Linked DNA regions of Homo sapiens: region 1 is linked to region 2. The links are chromatin loops, found by intact Hi-C in ENCODE. Cell type or tissue: breast epithelium. All regions are shown on one strand. Links, peaks and the distances in the headings refer to the core of each region. The heading gives the core; the rest is flanking DNA. Region 1 overlaps PCBP3 (poly(rC) binding protein 3). Region 2 overlaps PCBP3 (poly(rC) binding protein 3).

Region 1 (16,758 bases), core at 6,054-11,053, 56 kb before region 2:
GAAGCTCTCATGGGCTTGAGTTCCAGACAGTCATTCACTAATTCTTAAGAGGAAAAAGAATACTTCTGTGGTGGACACAGAAGTAGTCCAATTTCAAATACTGGACTTTCAAATGAAGTTCAAAAGTTTCCTGTATCTGAATCTGTCCAAACGACACTTGGAAATTTTCAAAAACACATTTTTTAAGAATTAGTCCTTTCTGTTTTCTCTATTTGGTCCTGCTTCTCCCATGGGAATCTCTTGGTCAACGAAATTCTTCTCCAGCTCCTGCTGACTCTGTGCTCTCCCACTCTGTCCAGCTCTGTCTCGTTGTGATCTGTACTATGCCCCCAAACTCCCTTTTTTTTTTGCTTGTGAAAAAAGCCCTGGCTGATCTGTTATTCAATCTTGAAAACAAACAAAAATAAAAAATGAACCAGTCTCTGACTATAAGGCAAGATTGGAAGCGAGCGTGCTGAGTCCAGGAAATGCTTGCCCCATTCTGCAGTGGGCTCCGCCCTAACTCAGTGATCAAGCCAAAACCTCGAGCTGGGTTGGAAAAGTGGTGATGCAGCCAACTTAGCTTCTCAAAGATGCCTTCTGGCATAGGACTGTTTTCAGCTGGTTATTTTGAAATGCTTTGTAAGAACAATTTACATCAATAAATGAAACTTCATTTCTTTTCTTTTGTTTTTGTTTTTGGAGACAGGGTCTCACTCTGTCACCCAGGCTGGAGTGCAGTGGTGTGATTGCAGATGACTGCAGCTTGAATTCTTGGAGTCAATCAATACTCCCACCTCAGCCTCCCAAGTAGCTCGGGCTACAGGTATGCAACACCACGCCTGGCTAATGTTTGTATTTTTTGTAGAGATGGGCTCTCACTATGTTGCCCAGGCTGGTCTCCAACTCCTGAACTCAAGTGATCTGCCTGCCTCAGCCTCTCAAAGTGCTGGGATTACAGGAGTGAGCCACCGCCCAGCTGAAACCTCCATTTAAAGGGCATCTCTGTCTTTGCATTGGGAAAAGAAGGGGAACGAAGTCACTAGAAACTCTTACACTGGAGGCAGTGTTGGCTTGACTCTCCATAGCAAGCCTTACCTTTGTTTAGGTGTTTTTCTGTCCACCTTATCTTAACTGGGCCTTTTGGTTTTTCAAGGATGAAGTACTTTATTACTCACAGCAATATCAGTAGCCAGAATGTTGGCATTTTTTTCTAACAGAGTATCAGCATACTTTTCACACCAGTTTCCGAGCCCCGTTTCCCAAACAGTGACACAGAGTGGGCCCAGTGGCATCTGCACACACCGTGGACTGCACTGCAGGAGAGGAACCCTGAGCTCAGGGAACGTGAATCTTTTATAATGGACAGTAAGCATGCCTGCTCTTTGCTTTGGAGGGAGAAAACGTCTTTACCTTCAGGATTAGGGTGTAAGCAACCTGCCCTTTGATCTGGAAGGACATATTATCAAGGCTGTCACAAAACAACACCCTTGGAAAGATGGTCTAGAACAATCAGTGCCTCTGTCCATGAGATGAGCAGGAATGTCAGAGACAGAGAGTTGGGTCCCAGCCTCATCCAGTCCTCATTGCAAATCGTCTTGGCCACTGACACGTTTTCTTGTGAGTGTGCCACTTGATATGGTTTGGAGGTTTTGTCTCCTCCAAATCTCATGTGAAAATGTGTTTCACAGTGTTGCAGGTGGGCCCCGGGGGGAGGTATTGGATCACGGGGTGGATGTCTCATGAATAGCCTAGAGCCATCTTCTTGGCAATGAGCACGTTCTCACTCAGTTCCCATGAGAGCTGGTTGTTTAAAGGAGCCTGGCTCCTCTGCCCACTCTGTCCCTTGCTCCTGTTCTTGCCATGGGATGTGCCTGCTTCCATGGCCACTTTCTGCAATGACTATCACTTCCCAAGGCTTCCCCAGAAGCAGACACTGGGGCCATGCTTGTGTAGCCTACAAAACCGTGAGCCAAATAAACCTCTTTTCTTTATAAATTACCCAACCCCAGGTATTTCTTTATAGCAGTGCAAACAGCCTAACACACCTGTCCATCAGCCACTCTCATTACTCCCACTGACAGAGGCGATCTTTCCTTCATGGACCTTCTTGCTGTTTGTTTTACTGTTTTGCACCAAGCACACATGGGTGTGTTTGTGACATCATCCCTCTGCCCCTGACCTCCCCATTTAAGCGTTTGTAATTAAATTGCACCCACCTGGATAAGCCAGAGTTACCTCTTTATTTTCATGTCAACTGAGTAGAAACCTTAATTAATTGGCAACATTAATACCCCCTTGCTATGGAATATGATGTATTCATGGGTTCTGGGGTTTAGGATTTGCACATCTTTTGGGGGCCATGATTCTGCCTTCTACATAGATCACATCAGACAAAAAGCATCAAAGCTGTTCAAGACTTGACAACGCAGTCACCAGCTATTAGATCCACATAGAGCGGGTGGCAGGCAGAGAATACACTTCTACTCAAGCAGACGTGGAAGACTTACAAAAAGAGACCATTGGATTAGGTCATAAAAGATGCCTCAGTAAACCCCAAAGGATCCGTGTCATGGAGATTATGAATTCGTACCATGATGCAAAACATTTGGAAATGAATATTCAAAGGATACCTGAGAGAATCTCATGTGTTTGGATATTTAATAACATTTTACTAGTAACCTTTGGGTAAGTAGAACTCTTGAGGGAATGAAAAACCTCTTTAGAATTGAATAATAATGATAATACCGTATGTCAAAAGTCACAGGACACAGTTAAGAGTACCTAGAAATATACAGTCATAAATACATTTTCAATAGGACGGGCGTGGGGGCTCACACTTGTAATCCCAGGTGACTACAGGAGGCCGAGGTGGAGGATCGCTTGAGCCTAGGAATTGCAGACCAACCCGGGCAACAAAGCAAGACCCTGCTTCTACAATAAATGAAAAAATAAATTAGCTGGGTGTGGTGGTGCACGCTTGTAGAGAGTAAAAGTTTTCCTCTTCAAATTTCCCCTTCTTGTTAAAGAATACATCATAAGTGTTAGAAATAATAGTTTCTTTTAAAGACTTTCTTCAATTCTCCTTGCTTTGTGCTAATAACTCTTTGTTAAGCCCTATCCCATGTAATTGTTGGACATGCTCACAGACACGTTCCAGCTCACAGCCTATGCCCCTTCCTTATTTGGAAATGTTATTGCTTCCTTAGACCTTTCCTAATTACCTATTTAGGAAAGTTTCAGGTTATTAGCAAATCAGGTATCAGTTTAAGACTGTGAGGCCCAGCTCCAGCCAATGGATGCAGGACACAACAGTAAGGACGACCCAAATGCTTAAGGGTTAATTATGTCTGCCTTTCCTTTGCTTAGGTGACCTCTCGCGATCATTCCATCTGTGACTGAGCACCCTTTCTGCAGAAAGTAAAGATGGCCTTGCTGAGAGATCTTTTGTGTCTGTGCTGACTTTTCTTCGCGGCACCGATTATCTATTTCGAACAATTTTGGTATTTCTAACAGCACTTGTAGTCCCAGCTACTTAAGAGGCTGAGGTGGGAGGGTTGCTTGAGTCTAGGAGTTTGAGGCTTCAGTGAGCTATGACAGCACCACTGCACTCCAGCCTGGGGAACAGAGCAAGACCTTCTTTCAAAAAAAAAAAAAAAAGAAAAAAGAAAAGAAATAGAACTAATCATACAAATGAAATAATTGGAAAAAACAGCAATGTAACAAAATGATCCCAAAGTAATAAGAAAAAGGGAAATGACAAAGATACTGGCAGAAATCAATGAAATAGAGAAAAATAAAATAATATGAGTAGCAAAAACCAAGGATCATACTTTGAAAAGATATATTGATTTTGACAATATTGAGCAAAAAAAGAGGAAAATATAAATAAAAATAGAGACTGAAAATACAGAAATAACTGCAGACAGAGGGATCAAAGAAATCACAAGAACGTTATGAGCAGCTGCATTCAGAAAGTTTGAATTCCCAGATCGTTTCAAGAAAAAACAAAATGCCAGAGCTGACCCCGGAAGAGGCCAGCGCGCGCCTGCCCCAGGCTTCCCAGGTAGACTCTGCCAAACTCAAGGAACTGCTCAAGCTTAACTTAGACAAACTGGCTCAAGCCAGAACTTAGAGAAGGGGCAAAAGGCTGGTATAAGCCAATTCCAAAACCAGCTAAAGATAATCCGAGCTTTTGCCTGCTCAGCTGCTGGGTGCTGTTCCCAGACCAAACCGAGGGTGGGGCTGCTTGTTCTCTCGGCCCAGTAACGAGACGCAGATGAACTGGGAGAGGAGTGAGTTAACCGGTTACAGGGAGAAGGCCTGGAAATTATCGCCAGACCAACGTTTTCCAGAGCTTGTGTGCCTTCTAAGCTCTGTGTCTGCGTGTAAGTGTGCACTCATCCAAAGACATAAGTGATGAACTTCTCATCTATCACTAAGGCCTGAGTCCTGAAGACCTTCCTCTGGAGCCTCAGTGGATTTACTGAATCTAACTGGGTCCAGGTGCTGGGGTGATCACCCTTATCTTGCCCTCTGCTAAATCACGGAGGTTGAGGGAGCTCCTTTAGTTTCCAAGGAAGCTTGTTTGTGGAGGTCTGGGGAGTTTCTTCAGACCCCAGTAAAACTTGTTTAATCCTAAACAGGTCCTGTTAAGAATTCCTTCATTATCTTGTCATGCTTCAAGGCCCTGGAGAGGCCTGGGCAAAACTCTCAGGGGACGTCTTTTACAGTCCAGCCTTTGCATAAGGGCGCTGGCTCTATCAGCTTTTAATATTTATCCTCATCCCTCAGTCGGTGTGGAAACAGTTGTTCCCGGGGGCCTGCGTGAGTGAGACCTGGCCTGCCTCGGTACCATTCCCGGTGCGCTTGGCACAAAACAATGAAACAAATAGCAGGCCCGTGAAGGGAAATATCCTAAATAAAATATTAGCTTGCCAAACCCAACAGCGTATGCTTTTAAAACCACACGTGATCAAGCAACGCTTGTCTGTGAATGTGACGCACATGCATTGGGAGGTCTGTCGTGTAGCCCACCATAGTCACAGGCTAAACGGAGAAAAACATCTCGGCCAATGCAGAAAGCACATCCCACAAGGTTCAATACCCATTAGTGATACAAACTCTTAGCAAAGTAAGGACAGAGGGAAAGTTGCCTAATTTCAAGTTTTATTACTGGATGTCCTGGCTGTGGGATATGGCGAGGTTTCTCTTCAAATAGCCTGATCAATCTTTTAATTCAGAGTACCCCTCACACGGTTTTTTCCTTTTTCCTTTCTGCCTTTGTTAGATGCCCAGGCATGCCACAGTACCAGGCATTATCAGTACCAGCTCACATTCCTGTCCTTATTTGGAAAGAGGACTAACTTTCTAGCTCACTACAGACACCCCTTCCCCTTTCCTCTCTTTTACGTGCTCACCTTATCTAAAAAAATTCAAATGTTCAGCCAACCGGGATTAGATTGTACAACCCGACCCCGGCCGATGGGGAAAGGGCACGGGGGCAGGGGCAGGACTTGTGGCAGGAAGAAAGGCTCTCGTGCCCCTTTGTTCAGATGTACTCTCATGGCGACTGGCCAAGGAGGCACCCCTCTGCGCAGAAGTAAAACTGCTTTGCTAAGAATCCTTTGAGTGTTCAATTTCCTTAGGATTTTGAGCGTTATTCCTACCACGGCTAAGTGTAGAAAGAGAAAGAAAGAAATGCAAAGATTGGAAGGGAAGAGAGACGGCTGTCATCTGCAGGTGACATAATCCAGCCACAGAAACCATCAGAATCACCAGCCAAAGACAATTTAGCAAACTTGCCAGATACAAGATGAAATTAAAAATCAATAGCTTGGGATTCAGCCCGGAGATGTGTCGAGCTGGAAGGAACAGTACAGTAACAAGAGAAAACTCGAGATGGAGCAGGGCCCCAAACACAGAAGTCGAGGGAAATCTTGAGTCCCTTCGGGGGAAATTCCAGGCACGTCGCTGGCTTTAAAAAACACCATGGAATACTACGCAGCCATAAAAAATGATGAGTTCATGTCCTTTGTAGGGACATGGATGAAGCTGGAAACCATCATTCTCAGCAAACTATCGCAAGGACAAAAAACCAAACACAGCATGTTCTCACTCATAGGTGGGAATTGAACAGTGATGGACACAGGAAGGGGAACATCACACACCGGGGCCTGTTGTGGGGTGGGGGGAGGGGGGAGGGATAGCATTAGGAGATATACCTAGTGCTAAATGACGAGTTAATGGGTGCAGCGCACCAACACGGCACATGTATACATAGGTAACAAAACTGCACGTTGTGCACATGTGCCCTAGAACTTAAAGTATAATGATAATAAAATTAAAAAAAAAGTCAGTGAGCAACGTGACAAGCAAGAAGGTCAGAACAGCTTAAAGCAACAGCCAAGGAGGTGAGAGACCGAATGCTCGGCTCCCCAGAGAAACAAAAGATCCCGTCACTCACAGACATCGGGTGGGGTGGGGGTGCTGAGGACTGAACTGGGACCACCATTCTCTGTCCTCAGTTTCCTCCGGAGGGGCCTGGAGGAAGTCACGCCCATGGGCCAGAGCTAACATTCCTTTCTGATGGCCCCGGGTTTTCAGGTAAAGTTTCCTTCCCTTCCTTAACCAATGACGAATCAGAGAATATGACCTGTAGCCCCCGGCTTCGAGACGTCCCACCCTTTAGGGGAAGCCAATGGGCAGCCCCAGGTATTGATCTCTGGCTTTGCCCGTGACCTCTGCCTCCTGCTTTTAGTAACCCTGAGCCGGAAGCCGTCAGAGAGTGCCAGTCTTAAGCACGGGTTGCCCGGTTCTCCTTGCCTGGTGCCCTGCACTGAACGCCTCGCTTTCTCTCGCTGCAAATCCCCATGTCGGGGCTGGGTTTTCTGTGCTGGGCAGGCTGACCCCAGTTCCATTCAGTAACAAGCTGTGCAAACTGCAGATTAACAACTTTTCTTGAGCCCATCAGAGAACCGAGGTCACAGGACAAATCTCTAGCCCGAAATCCAGAGACAGACAGCTGCAGGGTCCTGGCATTTTCTTACCTGAAACCCAGAGACAGGCACCTGCAGGGTCCTGGCATTTTCTTACCTGAAGGCCACAACGGAGGGCAAGATGGTTGAATTGGAAATTTTATAACAAACTGCTGAAGGCTGTGAGCTTCAGGGAAGTGTGGAGTCCCTGGGAGCCGCAGACAGAGGGAAGTTCCATCTTTTTGCAGACTCCGCCTCCAGGAACCCCGCTAGGTGCCCATGGGGAAGACAGGGTGAACTCCAAGAGAGGTTTAGCCCCTGGTGCTGCCTGGGGAGGGACGCCCAGACCACCTCCCACCTCTGGAGGGAGCCTTAATCTTCAGGATGCTGTGAAGGGCGGTTAGAGGGGATGGAGAGAAAGCAGCTCTGCCCCCGGGGCAGGTGTGTTCAGGCCCAGGCTACACCTCGGGGAGGGCCCGGTTACTTCTAGAAGCTGAGTCAGGGGCTGGGTATTTTCTGTTTCTTGACGAAGAAACATAATTGTGTGTCTTACAATTATGCATTATATCAGGTATTTAGGTTCTCTGTACTTTTGTGTATCTTTGTCATCTTTTATGGTAAGAATTTAAGTGAGTTATTCAATATGGAAACAGAGTAAGAATATAATTAACAAAGATTGTGAAGGAGGGGCAGGCATGGTGGGAAGTGGAGAGCTAACTCCTCATCTGTCCTGGCAGGAAACAGCAGGAGAGGTGGGATCAGACCCAACAACAGCTGCGAGCTTTTCTGTACTGAGGCGTCTCCTCCCCCAGCCGCCCTCCCTTGAGGAGGAGCCACAGCACCCTGGAGGAGGCAGAGCCGGAGGCGGCCGCTGCGGGAGGCTGCCACGGGGCAGTGCCAACAGGGCTGGAGGGAGGGAGGCGGGCAGGAGGGGTGTGTGTACGAGGCCAGGCCTGGGGCAGTCTCCGCCCCGAGGACAGGTTTCACTCAGGAGGTAATGGTAATTGTGCTTTGTAAAAGGCCACTCTGGAGAAGGAGGGTGGCTGTGTTGTGGTGGAGAAGGTGGGTGCATGGCTGCTCTGGACACAGCATGGGACCCTCGAAAGGGCTCGAACCCTCCTGGGGGTTGGAACAGGGCCAGGGGCTTTTGGACAAGCCCTGCCTGTTGTCCTGGGCAAGGTCCCCAACCCAGTGCCCTGGTGCACCCTTCACTTGCTGGTGCCCCCAAGGCCACCCCGCCCCGGAGTCACAGGTCACAGTTTCCGCAGGACACGCAGGGGTGAGGTGGCACCTGACGGCCTCAGGGACCCACAGGAGGCATCTCATAAAGGCACGTAGTCCAGGTCTTCCTCGTAATCCTTAGACGTGAAAGCTCGGGGGGAATCCGGCACTCCGGGCACTCGCTGCCATTCCCAGGTGGGTGCGTCACCGCCGCCCACTCACAGCATGGTAGATGCTGGCGGTGGTTGCACCCCGGCCCGTCAGGCCCAGGCTGGGAGCATGGCCCTGTGCCCACCTGTGGGTCAGTGCCCGTGCAGAGGCACCTGGAAGTGTCCTTGCCAAAAAGAGAACGGAATCGACAAAGCTTCTGTGACCACCTCCCACCTGTGGGAATTCCGGGGGCCAAGGAGTGAGGTCGGCGTCATGCCAGGAGGCGCGGGGGTGGACGCCTGGGCTCCTCAACAAGCATCATGTGACGACACAGGGCACCGGGAGGGGCTGGTGCATGACGGTCGGAGGGGCAGACGGGTCTGCTCAGGGGTGGTGCTGCCTTCGGGAATCCTCACAGCCAGGCGCTGCTTTTTCTTTTTTTTTGAGACAGGGTCTCTGTCGCCCGGGCTGGAGTGCAGTGGCGCGATCTTGGCTCACTGCAGCCTCAACCTCCTGGGCTCAAGCGATCCTCCCACCTCCTCAGCCTCGAGAGCAGCTGGGACTACTGGCATGCGCCACCACGCCCAGCTAATTTTTGTATTTTTAGTAGAGACGGGGTTTTGCCACGTCGGCCAGGCTGGTCTCCAATTCCTGGGCTCAAGGGATCCGCCCACCTTGGCCTCCCAAAGTGCTGGGATGACAGGCATGAGCCACCGCGCCCGGCCCAGATGCTTCTGCTGGAACATTTGCTTTTCTCAAAATGTCCTAGAGTGTGTTTTTTATTACTGTGTAGCTCTGCACTTAATAGAGGTATATCCAACTTCTCCAAATTAGAAGACAATCCCCATGGGAGGTAAAGAGAAGTTATTCTCTGGGTGACGCTGAACGAAGCCGACAAAGCAGCCGGCACTTGGCATGAAGTGGGCGAAGTGCACACGCCCACGTGGGGTGTGTTTCAGGTCTCGCCACAGCCACACGTCCTTTCATCAACCAACAAACCTCTTCTTAATCCTTTTAGCATGACGTTTTTTACTCCTGTCAAAGTAGTTTTTATATATTTTTATAGCGTTGTGCGTTCGAGGATTGAAAGTGGAAATTGTTATTTGACGTATTTCATGGTGCAGGAAAACTCATCATGAACCTTTACCTCAGAGAAACATGAGATCATCCCAGGTAAGCCACGGAGCTTGTCCTGGGCTCCTGACAAGCATCAGCCCAACGGCCAACACCAAGTGCGGCTCCCAGCACGTCCAGGCCGTGCCTGCGGCGACCGGCTCCTCCCTCCCTGTCCTCCGGAGGCGGTGAGTCTCCACGCTGCCTCGTCTCCTCATCCTAGAGTCCAGGTGCTCTTCCAAAGCAGGATGGACGGGGGCCCGGGCAGGGCTGAGAACTGTGCTTCCCGACCTCCCGGTGGAGTCTGCCTTTCCCCAGGTCTCCCGCTGTGCTCTTCTGTGGTTCCGGGGTTGACTGAGGACATGAGATCATCAACATCCACGGGAAGCTGGTGGCGACCTCAGGGAGCTGCTCTCTGTCGAGCTGTTGACGTGCTGGGCTTTTTCCCAACTACCCTTGGTCTTATCAGTAGAAACACCTAAAAATGCAGCCCCGCCCCCGTCAACCTGAAATCCACCCATGCAACTCCGGGTAAGAGGAGCCCCTCCCCCAGGCCTCCTTCCTCCACCTTCCCCGAGTCCGTCAACACACCGCACAGCCTGCATCACTGGCCTTAGCCACGTGGAGGCAAATATTGGTCCCCGGAGAGGGCCTCCCTCCCTCCCTCAGATCCTCAGAGTTGGAGGTGAACTCCCATGGCTGAGCTGCAGGGTGCCTTGGATTTCCATGAGTCCAAACCCTGAGCAATTCTGAGGCCGGCCAGTCCCGCGACGTTATCCTCTGTTTTATAAAACTGCCGGCACTGGTGCTAAGTGATGTCCACCAGGAACAAGAGGTGACCACTGACTGGATGTCGCCACAGTTCCTGAGAACAGTTTATTCGTCTACTAAGTATTAGAATATCTATTACATTAATTTTAAAAAATGAAAGCTCCTGCCTCGTGAGATTTTTACATCAACCATGAGATTCTTTGAAAGCCTTCGAGTTCATGGGCCAGCACTTCTGTGACGGCGTTTACTTAGACAAACATTCCCACCAAGTACAATTTCAAAAGCTGAATTTTAAAAAATCTGTTGTGGTGCTTGAGGGCTTCTGCAGCAGCCTCAGGAGAGGGGCTAGGGTCCTGGAGAGAGGAGAGGCCCGTGAGGTGCGGCGGCGGACCCGGAGTACCATGTACCACTGGCTCGCTCAGCCAGGCATCTGCAGCTCGTGAACCTCATGCAACAGAAGGCTACGAAGACCAGCAGAAAACTGCTCAAAGCTGGACAGAGCTCTGGTCTAATGGTGCTGGGCAGACGACAAGTCAAGTTCAAAACCCACCCAGGAGGAAGGACCAGTGGACACCCAGAGGCAGCCCTGGGCACTGTGCCCTAAGCGGGGGTGACTTGGGAGCAGAGTAAGCCTCATGGAGTCCTACCCAACTTCAGTGAGATGAAGTTGATCCATCCCAATGCGAGCCAGCGGGTTGGACAAAGAGTCTCCGGAGGAAGATGGATCATCCAGAGCCCAACCTCTGTTCAGGAGATAGGCAAAGAGCGGCCTTGCCGGCTTTAGGATATGCGGGTCGTGGAGGAGAATGAAGTTCAAACGGTTCAGCACGAAAGCCGGTTGGTGGGAAGTTCCCTCAGTCCTCAGCCATGTGCCTCTGTCAGCAAGCAATGGAATTCCCACTGTGGCCACAGGAGAACCCTCTCCCCGGGGAATGGGCCGGTAGTGCTGAGCACACCATCACACAGGCAGTGGGTGGGGAGGGCCACACCTGCAGCTCCACGGAGCAGACACACCCTGCTGGGACCACGGGCTCAGTACAGCTCGGTACACCTGCTGCGTCTGCTGTGTCTTGTCCTCATACACAGTGGCAGTTCCGGATGAAATGGCGGCAAATCTGCACTCATGCACGGCACGCCAAATGGCATGAAGAGACAAATATCAATACTCCAGTGACAAAGCTCCCTCCCCACATCCCTACATATGTGAATACAGTGGTATGTAACTGGAGTACTATTAGGCAGTTGGAGTTTAAAACCCCATCTGAGCACAGGCATGGTGGCTCACGCCTGTAATCCCAGCACTTTGGGAAGCCGAGGCAGGTGGATCACGAGGTCAGGAGTTCAAGACCAGCCTTGCCAACGTGGTAAAACCCCGTCTCTACTAAAAATACAAAAATTAGACAGCCGTGGTGGCGGGCACCTGTAATCCCAGCTACTCAGGAGGCTGAGGCAGGAGAATTGCTTGAACCCGGGAGGCGGAGGTTGCAGCAAACTGAGGTCATGCCACTGCACTCCAGCCTGGGCAACAGGAGCAAAACTCCATCTCAAACAAACAAACAAACAAACAACAACAAAAAACCCATCTGAATTGCTCTTACATATGGATTTACACACACACACACATAATATATAGTAGCATCTATGTTTCAGAATTATTCCTCATGCCATGATTCAGACTCGATGAGCAGGAAGGAATTGACTGGAGGCTAAATGTACGAAGCAAAATCAGGGGGCGTTAAAAACGTTAAAAACAGAGCAAAACACAGCAAAACTCTGCTGCCGACACTGGACGCCGGAAGCTCCAGGGTCACGACCACAACAATACAGAGAAGAATCATTTGTGATTGGCAGTTGTTACCAAGAAAATACGGATAATTATAATGACAGCAAAGAAGGAAAAGAAAATGATGAGACGAAAGAAGACTTGGATTCTGGAAACCAAAGGACGGAAAGAAGATACAGTTAAAACAGCAAGAGAAGCTCCGCTGTGCCATCCAAGGGCCGCCTGGATGAATTCGACTTTGTAAGGACAGCGTCTTTTCCTGTGGCCCGTGACAGGGAGCTGTTGGCGAGGCAGCTTGATTTTACAAAATCATGGTCCCAGTAAGATTTTCAGAGATGTCAACAATGGACAGTGCAATGCTTCTCAAACAGAACGTTCGGAAAAACTTGCAAATGGTCAAATTTTCACAAGACCCAAACTGCCTATTCTAGGACGAATGCCGGCTCATTGTTCACTGTGAAAATGGCGTTCAACACCAGAGACTTTCTCGTGCCAAGCAGGCTCTCAGATGGACAGCCCCATGCCAGGGGGATGTGTTGATCCGAGGTCACACGGGCCAAGGAGCCTCTGGGGACAGGCCCAGCCTGCTGGGGATGCCTGCCACCCCAGGAGCACCCATTGACCTCAACCCGCCCACGAGCTTACAGAAGGCAGAAGCAGGAGGGAGTGCCAGTGACGTGTCTGGCCACTGCCTTACTTTTGCAGCCGTGTATCAAATGACCGAAGGCATAGAAGCCGAAGCGGCACCCAGGTATTAACTCACGGTTCCTGGGTCAGGAGTCGGCTCAGCTCAGCTGGCTTCTGTTCTTCAGGGTCTCCCAGGCTGCCATCGGGGAGCCGGTGGTCACATTCCCGTGCAGAGGCTGGACTGGGGCAGAACCCACTTCTGGGCCCACCCAGGTTGTTGGCAGAATTCATTTCCTTGCAGCTGCAGGAGTGAGCGCTTCAGGTGTTGGCTGGTTGTCAGCTGGGGCTCCCAAGCTCGCTCGGAGAGGTGCCTGCAGTCCACCTCCAGAGGCAGAGAGTCGCCGCGGCCATTCTAGGGCAGCCCCAAAATGGCTGCTTGCTTCACCAGTGCCAGCAGGGGAGCTGGAGCCTTACGCAGTGCCAGGGAGTGACATCCTGGCCCCTTGCCACATCCTACAGGTCAGAAGCAACTCATAGACCCCTCCCACAGCCCCAGGGAGGGGGTCTTCCAACGCTGAGGTGGGGGTCCCTGGGCCTCTGTGGGGTCTGTCCACCATGGTCACAAGCTATTGCCTGTGTAGCCTTGCATGCAGGCCACTGAAAATTCATGTTGAAACGTAATCCCCAACGCAGCAGTAGTAAGAGGTGGGCCTTCTGTGAGGTGATGAGGTGGCCAATGCTCTTCCACAGGAGGCTGAAGGGAGCCCTCCGGCCTGCTCCGCGAGGATGCAGAGGACGCAGTATTCCTCCGCTCGAGGTCACGGTAACAAGGCACCCTTGGAAGCAGAGAGCAGCCCTCACCAGACACAGAACCCAGCGCCTCCATCTCGGACATCCTTGCCTCCGGAATTGTGAGCAACCCATTTCTGTTGTCTGTTCATTTCCCAGTCTCAGCAACTGAGGGACTCAGATGTCGCCCTTCTGACAAAGCCCTGGGTACATGTGCTGCTTAATGAGAATGTCCAATTATTTTCCAATTACTGTGAGCATCTACCTTACGCCACTGGAGTCAGCCAATTCCTGCCCCTTTCCTGACAGTCACAGACACCCCACTGTCCTTGAGGAAGCAAGGGGCATAGATCCTGCTGTGTCCACGGGACACCGAGGTGCGGGGATGTCTGGCGACCTGGGGACACTCGCTGTAAGTGACAGGGTGTGACCCTGTGGCCCTGGGCCAGGTGCCAGTGCCCAGGCTAGATGGAGACTCGGCCATAGGCTTCCAGAAGCTAACAGCCACATTTCCCACGCCCATGATGCGCGCCCACCGGGGCTGGGGTGCCCCAGTGTCCCTTGTTCTAAGCTTGCACGTTTCCTCAGCCCGAGGCCTTGACCATGTGGTTGTGGGTGGAACTGGGACTCACACTGTGGGGAAGGGGCACTGGGAGCTGGGTCGCTGCAGGTGTAAGAAGGCGCAGGATGGGAACCGCTGATCTGCAGGGCTGTGAGGCTCATGCTCACTTGATTCCTTAGAACTGAGAATTGCCACTTTGCGCGCCTCCCATCACAGGAGAGTCCAGGGCCTCCTGTGAGGCCCACACAGGTGCTCAATCAATGCTCATGGCACTGCCCTGTGAGCTGCCCTGAGTCACAGGATGCCTCCAGCTCTGGTTTGGAGCCTGGTCCCTGGCTCTGAGTCCCCACTCAGGCCCCCTCACGCCCAGCTGGGGCTCTGGATTCTGCTGTGCCTCTGTCCTCCCGAGTCCTGAGGGGCTGAGAGTTCTGCACAACCCCCACCCTGCTACTCCAGCTCCCCCGTCTCCCCTCCTCACCTGCTCTGGGCTCCCTTCCACCCCAGCTCTGGCTGCCCCTGCACCTGATGTGCTCCCCACATCTAGTATGCTCCCCCCACCTGAAGTGTTCCTCACCTGGAGTGCTCCCCCCACCTGAAGTGTTCCTCACCTGGGGTGCTCCCCCCACCTGAAGTGTTCCTCATCTGGAGTGCTCCCCGCACCTGAGGTGTTCCTCACCTGGAGTGCTCCCCCCACCTGAAGTGTTCCTCACCTGGAGTGCTCCCCCCACCTGAAGTGTTCCTCACCTGGAGTGCTCCCCCCACCTGAAGTGTTCATCTGGAGTGCTCCCCCCACCTGAAGTGTTCATCTGGAGTGCTCCCCCCACCTGAAGTGTTCCGCATCTGGAGTGCTCCCCCACCTGGAGTGCTCCCCACCTCCACCTGGAGTTTTTGCCCCACCTGGAGTGCTCCCTCTACCCAGAGTGCTCCCTCTACCTGCAGTGCCCCCCACCACCAGGAGTGCTCCATTGCCTGCTGTTCTTCCTCCAGGTGAGTGAGCAACTAACCGCTTACCTTCTTAGGTCTTGCCCAGCCTGCACTTTCTAGGGATCCTTCCATGATCATCCCATTTTGATTCCTCTCTTCTCGTGGTGTCTCATTTCCACGGCGTCTGTCATTGTCAGTTGTACCCACGCTGTTGACTGACCATCTCCACTGACACGGGTGCTGAGGAAGGCCTGTGTCTTCCGCATCCTGGTGTCTGGGCCCCACCGGCGGGAACCCCAGTCCTAAGGTGCCAGCATGTGTGCCCACGTGCCACACTGGGCTCACTCCTGTGAGCCTCCTCCCAGGGGCAGAGGGTGGGCAAGGAGTGTGTCCAGGAGGCTGAGTCGGGGCCCTCCAGGCCGGCACACGGGCCAGGTGGCTGAGGCAGGCCAGGTGGAGTCTGGGAAACAGGCCGGCTTCTGCCTGATCAGGCAGGAAGGGGCTCCTGTGAGCGGGTGCCTTGTGGCTGGCTAGGAGCCTGGGGCAGGCTGTCCTGGGCCCCTGGAGGCTCCCCAGGTTCTGGCCAGACTCCCATCCTCCTGGAACTGCTGACTCTTGACAGACACCTCCAGTGAGGGGTCAGTGAGCCATGTCTGTCCACACATCCCAGGCCCACCACCTTCTAGAAGATCCCGTGAACACCAGGATCCAGGTGTGGAGGTGGTGCCCTGAGCCTGCAGAGCTGGGACAGGAGCCCCCGAGTCCTGCCCTCCCCGGTGCCTGGCTCCCCATCCATCCCGGGTCTTGTCCTTCCTGATAAATCACCTGGGGGCTCCCCCCATTCCCTGGGCCTGGGTTAGGGATTAATCACCTGAGGGGAGGGCCTGAGTCACACCCAGGGCTTCAGGATTGAGCAGGGGCAGAGCCAGGCTTCTTAAGGTGAGCACAGGCTGCCAAGTGAGCCACGTGGACTGTCCCCAAGCAGGTGTGAGGCGGATAGGCTCCACCTGTGGAAGCACTGGGGGTCACCGGGCATGGCCTCTGGTACCCATAACGGCTATAAGGGAGTAAGTCTCACAAATTAGGAACTGGCATTTTGGTGCCCGGGCAGGAATGGTGTTTCTGTGTTTGTCATTTTAAGTAGTTTTGCCAAAGTACAAATAGAAGTGCTTATGTGTGTTGTGGAAAGGGGGAATGAAATGGTATCTGTGTGTGAGAAGAAACCCAGGCTTCTCGATAAGCATTGGGCTCAGGGCAATGTCTCCCCAGGGGAAGGAAGTGCCGGGGCCTGGGTGCATTGGGGGGCGCAGAGACAAGCCAGAGCCGGTGAGGAGGGGCCACGACATTTATTGAACTCTGAGGAGCACAGAGGGGGCTCCCTGGCGCGTCTGTGCTCTCCAGCCACCCTGGAAGACGCTCAGGGGACCCCAAGAGCCTTCCCAGCACGCGGCATCTCTGTGAAGGCAGGGCCCCCAGCAGGCTCCGCCCTCCACCCCACTCCTGGGGTCAGAGCCCCAACATCCTCCATGACCCTCCTCTCCTGGCGCTCCCCATGGGTGGCAGGAGAGCCACCCCCCGATTCCAGCACACAACCTGGGGCAGAAACTCGAGCCCAGACAACAATGGCTCTGAGGGGAAACCGAGTCAGCATGGCAGGGCTGTGTGAGAGAGGAGGGGTCTCAGGCAACAGTTCTGGACGGTTCTGGATGGCAGAGGAGAAGGGCGGACAGGAAGTGCTGTCGGAACGCCGACCCAGCTCCTAAGACAGACAGCTACGCTGACACCAAGGAACAATATTTCTAAAATAATTACCACTGCATGCCGGTGCATGGGCAGACGGGAGCGTAAGTCATAAATAAAAT
Region 2 (5,000 bases), core at 1-5,000:
CGCGGCCGCCTTTCCTACAGAGACAATGGCCCGGGCAGTGCATCTCCGGTTCTATGTGCCATGTCTGCCTTTCCTACAGAGACAATGGCCCGGGCAGTGCATCTCCGGTTCTATGTGCCATGTCTGCCTTTCCTACAGTGCCAATGGCCCGGGCAGTGCATCTCTGGTTCTGTCTGCCGCGGCCGCCTTTCCTACAGAGACAATGGCGGCTCCTCTTACCTTTCCATGCATCAGCAGGCGGATGGTGAGGGTCACATTCAGGCCACCTTCTGAGACCTTGGACTCCATCCTTCTGCCAAATTGTGGCTGAGGGTGGTGGCTTAAGGTGCTGAGGGTGCTGTGAGGAAGGACAGATGGGGCCCAGAAGGCGTCACCTGGAGAGAGAAGGCACAGCTGCTGCTAGAGAAGAGTCTCACGGACCACGCACATCCAGGGGTGTCCTGGGCCGCTCCCACTCCGGCCTCCCGGGTGGCAGGAGAATGGGGTTGCCCACCCACCATGTGCTGACCAGGCCTCGCCTGCTGGGCACAGGGTGCACGGGAGTTCAGGGGAGGGCCTTGGGAGAGGTCTCCAGGGAGGCCCCACGGCTGCCTCCCTCCTGACGCTGGGCAGGCCACCGCAGCCCCTGGCCGAGGTCTGCATCTGCCCAGGGTCACGGAAGCACCTCTCTCAGCAGCCGGAGACTGGCAGGAGCTACCCCTGTGAGGCCCAGGGGACTTGCAGCTCACAGGCCCAGCGCCCTGGGGCTTTGCCCCCTGCTTCTGCTGTGGCCTCAACACACAGTCACGGGGTGCCAGAGTCCCCTGACCAGGGTGTGGGAGCCGGCCCTTCACGTCCCAAGCCTGCCATCCTCATCCCCTCATGCTCTCATATGACTTAGTCTCCATCAACCAAGCTGCCAAACGGCTGGTGTCCTTGGCAGTTCTCGGCAAGTGCCTTCCAAGCACACAGTGCTGTCTGCAGTCATCGTGTCACTACTGTGTGCCATCATTCAGTGAGTTGACGGAGCCCACTGGGCAAAATTAAGGCCTCATTTTATGACTGACCAGCAAAGAATGATGGTAGTGGAAGTGAGGGACTCGTGCAACAGTCAGGGTGACTTTGTGTGGCACGGTGGGGACCCTGCTCCGAGGTACTGGGCTCTGCAGAGTCAGCCTCATCCCGAGTCCTTCCCTGAAGGGCAACACCTCACCGAGGGGGCTGGCTCGTAAAACCCACCAGGAACAGAAACCTGTGAAGCTGCACCCCCCACCATAATCGAGCTGCCTGGACACTGCCCTTTGATTCAACCGGTTCACACAGAAGAGGCGGCTATGGGTTAAAAGTCAGGGCAGAGGGCTTTTTTCTCAATAAAATAGTTCTGTTAAAAGAATATGCTAAAAGAAAAACACAAAGATAACACAGACGTAAAGCCCGTTCCAACTGCCTTTGTGGTGTGTAAGGAGGATCTACAAAGAGCAGCCACAGGTGTCAGGGGGTGGACGGGAGCCACAGCCAGGGATGCACCTCTGCACTGACAAAGTGACACGCTGTCTACACCCGCGCTTACGCTGTCTACACCTGTGCTTAAAAACACATGTATAGGTCACTTCATCAACACACTCAGACTATCACAAAATTATTGTAATTTTATTACAAATTGTTATCTGTAATAGTATTTGTATTAATTTGTAATTTTATTACATTATTATTTGTAATAAAATGACACTTTGAAGGACAAGGATTTTCACGTTGCATTTAAGGAGGACTTCACGTAGCACAAAGGGCTCCGAAGATCACCCTTGCATAAGAATGCTCTCGCTGCACTGTGCAGCAGGACAGCCACATGTGCCTTTTTCAGTTTAAAACTAAACATCCACAAGCACATTTAAAGTGCCAAACAGCCTCGTGTGGGCGGCGGCAGCTACTGGGGGAAAAGCACAGAGAGAGGCCATTTCTGGCAGCGCGGACAGCTCTGCTGGACAGCACAGCTCACACCATTGCTTCAGTGACTCATTCTAAGTAGTGCATTCGTGTAGACAGATCTCAGAAAGGAGAGCAGAGTATCAGTTCAAATGCATGGCGTGGCCCCTGAGAAGCACCTCTGTGTGCACATGGGCACCCTGAGATAAGCCTGGCTGTACCCTTTCACCTGTGGGTGCCGACGGACCCGCACACATGGACTGCATCTCGGTGTGGCTGGTCTGGAGCTCTGTGCCTCCCTTTTAATTAAAAACTCTCCTCCCCATCAGAGGGACAGCAGGGCCCTGCAGCCATCTGTTATGTCAAGGTTTCCAGCCCAGGGAAGGGAAAGTGGGTCAGCTCCTGCCAGGGGTGCTTGGGGCTCCAGGCTGTCAGCCTCTATCAGTCACACAGGCCAGCGAGCTGCAGCCTGTGCCTCTCTTCATTGCAAGGGCAGCATGAGTGAGAGGCCATCCTGTGCCGTGCGGGTCACCTGGGACTCAGTGCCCAGAGCCCCAGAGGACCTACCCTGCTCCAGTCAGCAGCTCCCAGAGCTGCAGACCACTCGGAAGGCCAGGGTGGACGAGGCATCAACCACTCTCTGGCTCTCCCTAGGCACCTACCCGTCCATGCCGTCTGCAAAGTGCCCTGGCCTTGCTGCCACCTCTGCGGCTGCTGCTGTCCTTCCCAGCTAACACTGGCCATCTGCCCAGTGTCCATGGGGCAGCTCAGTGGCTACCAGGAAATGAAGGGCTGAAGTAGAGCCTGCAGCAGCCCATGCTCGGACCACTGGCATCCAAGGCCCCATGGGACTGGCCGTTTCTCAGAATGGAGCCCGTTCTGAGGCTTGCCCGCCCCTCCCCACACTGTGTTCCAGAAACAGGCAGAGCTCTGGTCCATCCAGGTCCCTCCCTCTGTCCCGTCCAGTGCTGGAGATTTAGCACATTTTAGCCCATGCAATGGGACAGGGAGAAGGGACAGGCACAGTCATCCGTGAGGGCCTGGGTCCCCACCCACCTCATCCCCACCCCCCGTCTGCACCCGGGGCCCTCACCTGCCTCCCCACTGTCTGCACTTGCCCAGGGGGTCTGTGGACCACCATCTGCAGATGTGCCTCAGGCCAGAACACACTCTGCACCCCAGCTCCCAGGGGATGCAGCCTACAGCTGTGGCCACGGGGATTTCAGACACCCACATCTGACATATGTGACCAGCACGACTCCTGACCCACCCCATCCCATGCATTAACAAGCCCAGCAGCCCCACCCACCATGTGAGGCACAATCTGAGCTTTTCTGCATCCTCTTCCACCCCCACTGCCCCCAGCTCCTGCCCCACCCTCCAGCCCCTGCTGTGACAGGTGCCAGGGATGCCTCCAACCAGCAACACAGAGCCCCCTCCCTCCTCCCCACTCCCTCCCTGCTCAAGACAACTCTCCACATCCCATTCTCTCAGAGTTTAGTCTAAGGCCTCATCCATCACCCCACAACTGCCATAGGCCCTGAGGGTAAAAGCCCCCGGCACTTCTCCTCCCTAGAGACTCCCCTCTCTGCCCGGGCCTAGAACACCCTCCTTCCTGCACTCAGTCCTCGCTCCATCATGGTCCCTCCTCATGGGGCTTCCCTGTTATTATCGGCTCCCCTCTCCAGGACTCCCTCCCCTCTCCAGCACTCCCTCCCCTCCCCAGGACTCCCTCCCCTCTCCAGAGTTCCCTGCGCTGATTTCCAGCTCACACAGTGGCCCTGACGCACAGCCATGGAAGTAGAGAGGGTCCTGGCACCCACAGTGGAGACGGTCACTAAGATGGGGAGACCCAGGTGGATGGAGTGAAGGTGCCCTGAGGACACACAGGTTGAAGGGAGCTGAGCTTGGGGCCTGGGGGTGGGGACAGTCCATGCATAGACCTGGGGTGCAGATCTCCTCACGGAGGACACAGGGCCAGTGCTGGGAGCCCAATTTAGCCACAGCCTTGGGGTCAGCCCTGGCAGTGCCAGCCTCAGCTGCAGAGACTCATCCAAGGCCCTGTGGGTTGGCTGGACCTGCCGCACAGACCATGCCTGCTTCCCCTCCTCCCAGGTGTGAACATGAACACGGTCTGGTACATGAAGCCCCGCGAGAGACGGGACTGCGCCCTCCACGCCCCGTGAGAGACGGGACCGCCCCCCCCCCCACGCCCCGTCAGAGACGGGACTGCGCCCCTCACGTGCACTTGCAGCTCCCCTTTCTCAGGCCAGGGACTAATGCACTCTGTTTCCTTGTTCTGCACGATGACTGGAGGGAATTAACCAATGCCAGGGGCAGAAACCTCCTGCCTTCTTAGTTCATGACCCTTGTAGAGGAACTTCCCCTTTGTCCTGATAAGCAAGGACCAGAAGACAGGAAACGGTGACTGCCGCACCCTCTGACAGGTTAAATGCACCCTTCCCTGAAGCAGGCACTGCCCGTCGTCCATCAAACGCTGTGACAGCGCCCACCTCGTAGGAAGGACGCCGCGGTCCTGCTAAAAGCCTCCGCCTCTGCCTGCCCGAGGGCACCCTTCCCCTCCCTACTCCCGAGGGTGGACTCCATTTCTCTGGAGCTGGTGTTTCTGGGTGGGCCAGCCTCCAGCTGCCTTTGAATAAACCCCCCTTACATTAGATTCTGACCCTGTGGTGATTTTAGGCCGGTGGTGCTCTGTGGAAGGCAGGCTGTGTGGACGTCCTGACTCAGGGGCTGCTCCCACTGGGTGACAGGCACAGGGCAATTGAGACAGCCCAGGAGGCTGAGGTCAAAGGGGCGCAGAGGCCCCGGGGCTGTGCAGGAGAAGGGGCCGGGCCAGGGGAGGAGGCGCTCAGAGAGAGCTCTGATGGCCCCGTGCAGTGGCACAGACCGACTCACCGTTTAACCTTGCGTGTGTAATGTGGTGTCATGGCCTTTTAAAGGTATCATTGATGGTTAATAGGCTGCACATACTTCAAGTCTACAGTGTGACAATCTTGCCCGTGTATACCCCTGGGGTGTCCCACAGTGGCTCACAGGAACCTGCAGTCCTTGGTCCCCTGTGGTCCGTGCTCCCACTC

What was found. Peaks named below come from ENCODE experiments on the same cell type or tissue, not always from the same donor. Only the 100,000 strongest peaks of a DNase experiment are listed, where the experiment ranks them.
Region 1: a loop joins it to region 2, with 7 times the contacts of the local background. A loop is called at or near these places in 2 of 110 quality-filtered maps.

Annotation. Positions count from the first base shown.
Region 1 is chr21:45,941,920-45,958,677 of GRCh38, reverse strand. It overlaps PCBP3 (poly(rC) binding protein 3), which reads right to left. Exons shown (of 18, transcript NM_001384156.1): 18 at 16,228-16,758. Among named protein-coding and RNA genes, the nearest start is that of COL6A1, 31 kb to the left of the region's middle. RefSeq lists an enhancer at 6,265-6,950. In breast epithelium, for the core only: no CTCF peak of the experiment used is centred there; DNase peaks (open chromatin) are centred at 7,787, 8,487, 8,617 and 8,997; H3K4me3 peaks cover 1,623 bases; H3K27ac peaks cover 3,312 bases; H3K27me3 peaks cover 549 bases.
Region 2 is chr21:45,891,582-45,896,581 of GRCh38, reverse strand. PCBP3 (poly(rC) binding protein 3) reads right to left here. Exons shown (of 18, transcript NM_001384156.1): 6 at 220-374. Among named protein-coding and RNA genes, the nearest start is that of PCBP3-AS1, 58 kb to the right of the region's middle. RefSeq lists an enhancer at 3,714-4,435. In breast epithelium, for the core only: no CTCF peak of the experiment used is centred there; a DNase peak (open chromatin) is centred at 1,896; H3K27me3 peaks cover 751 bases.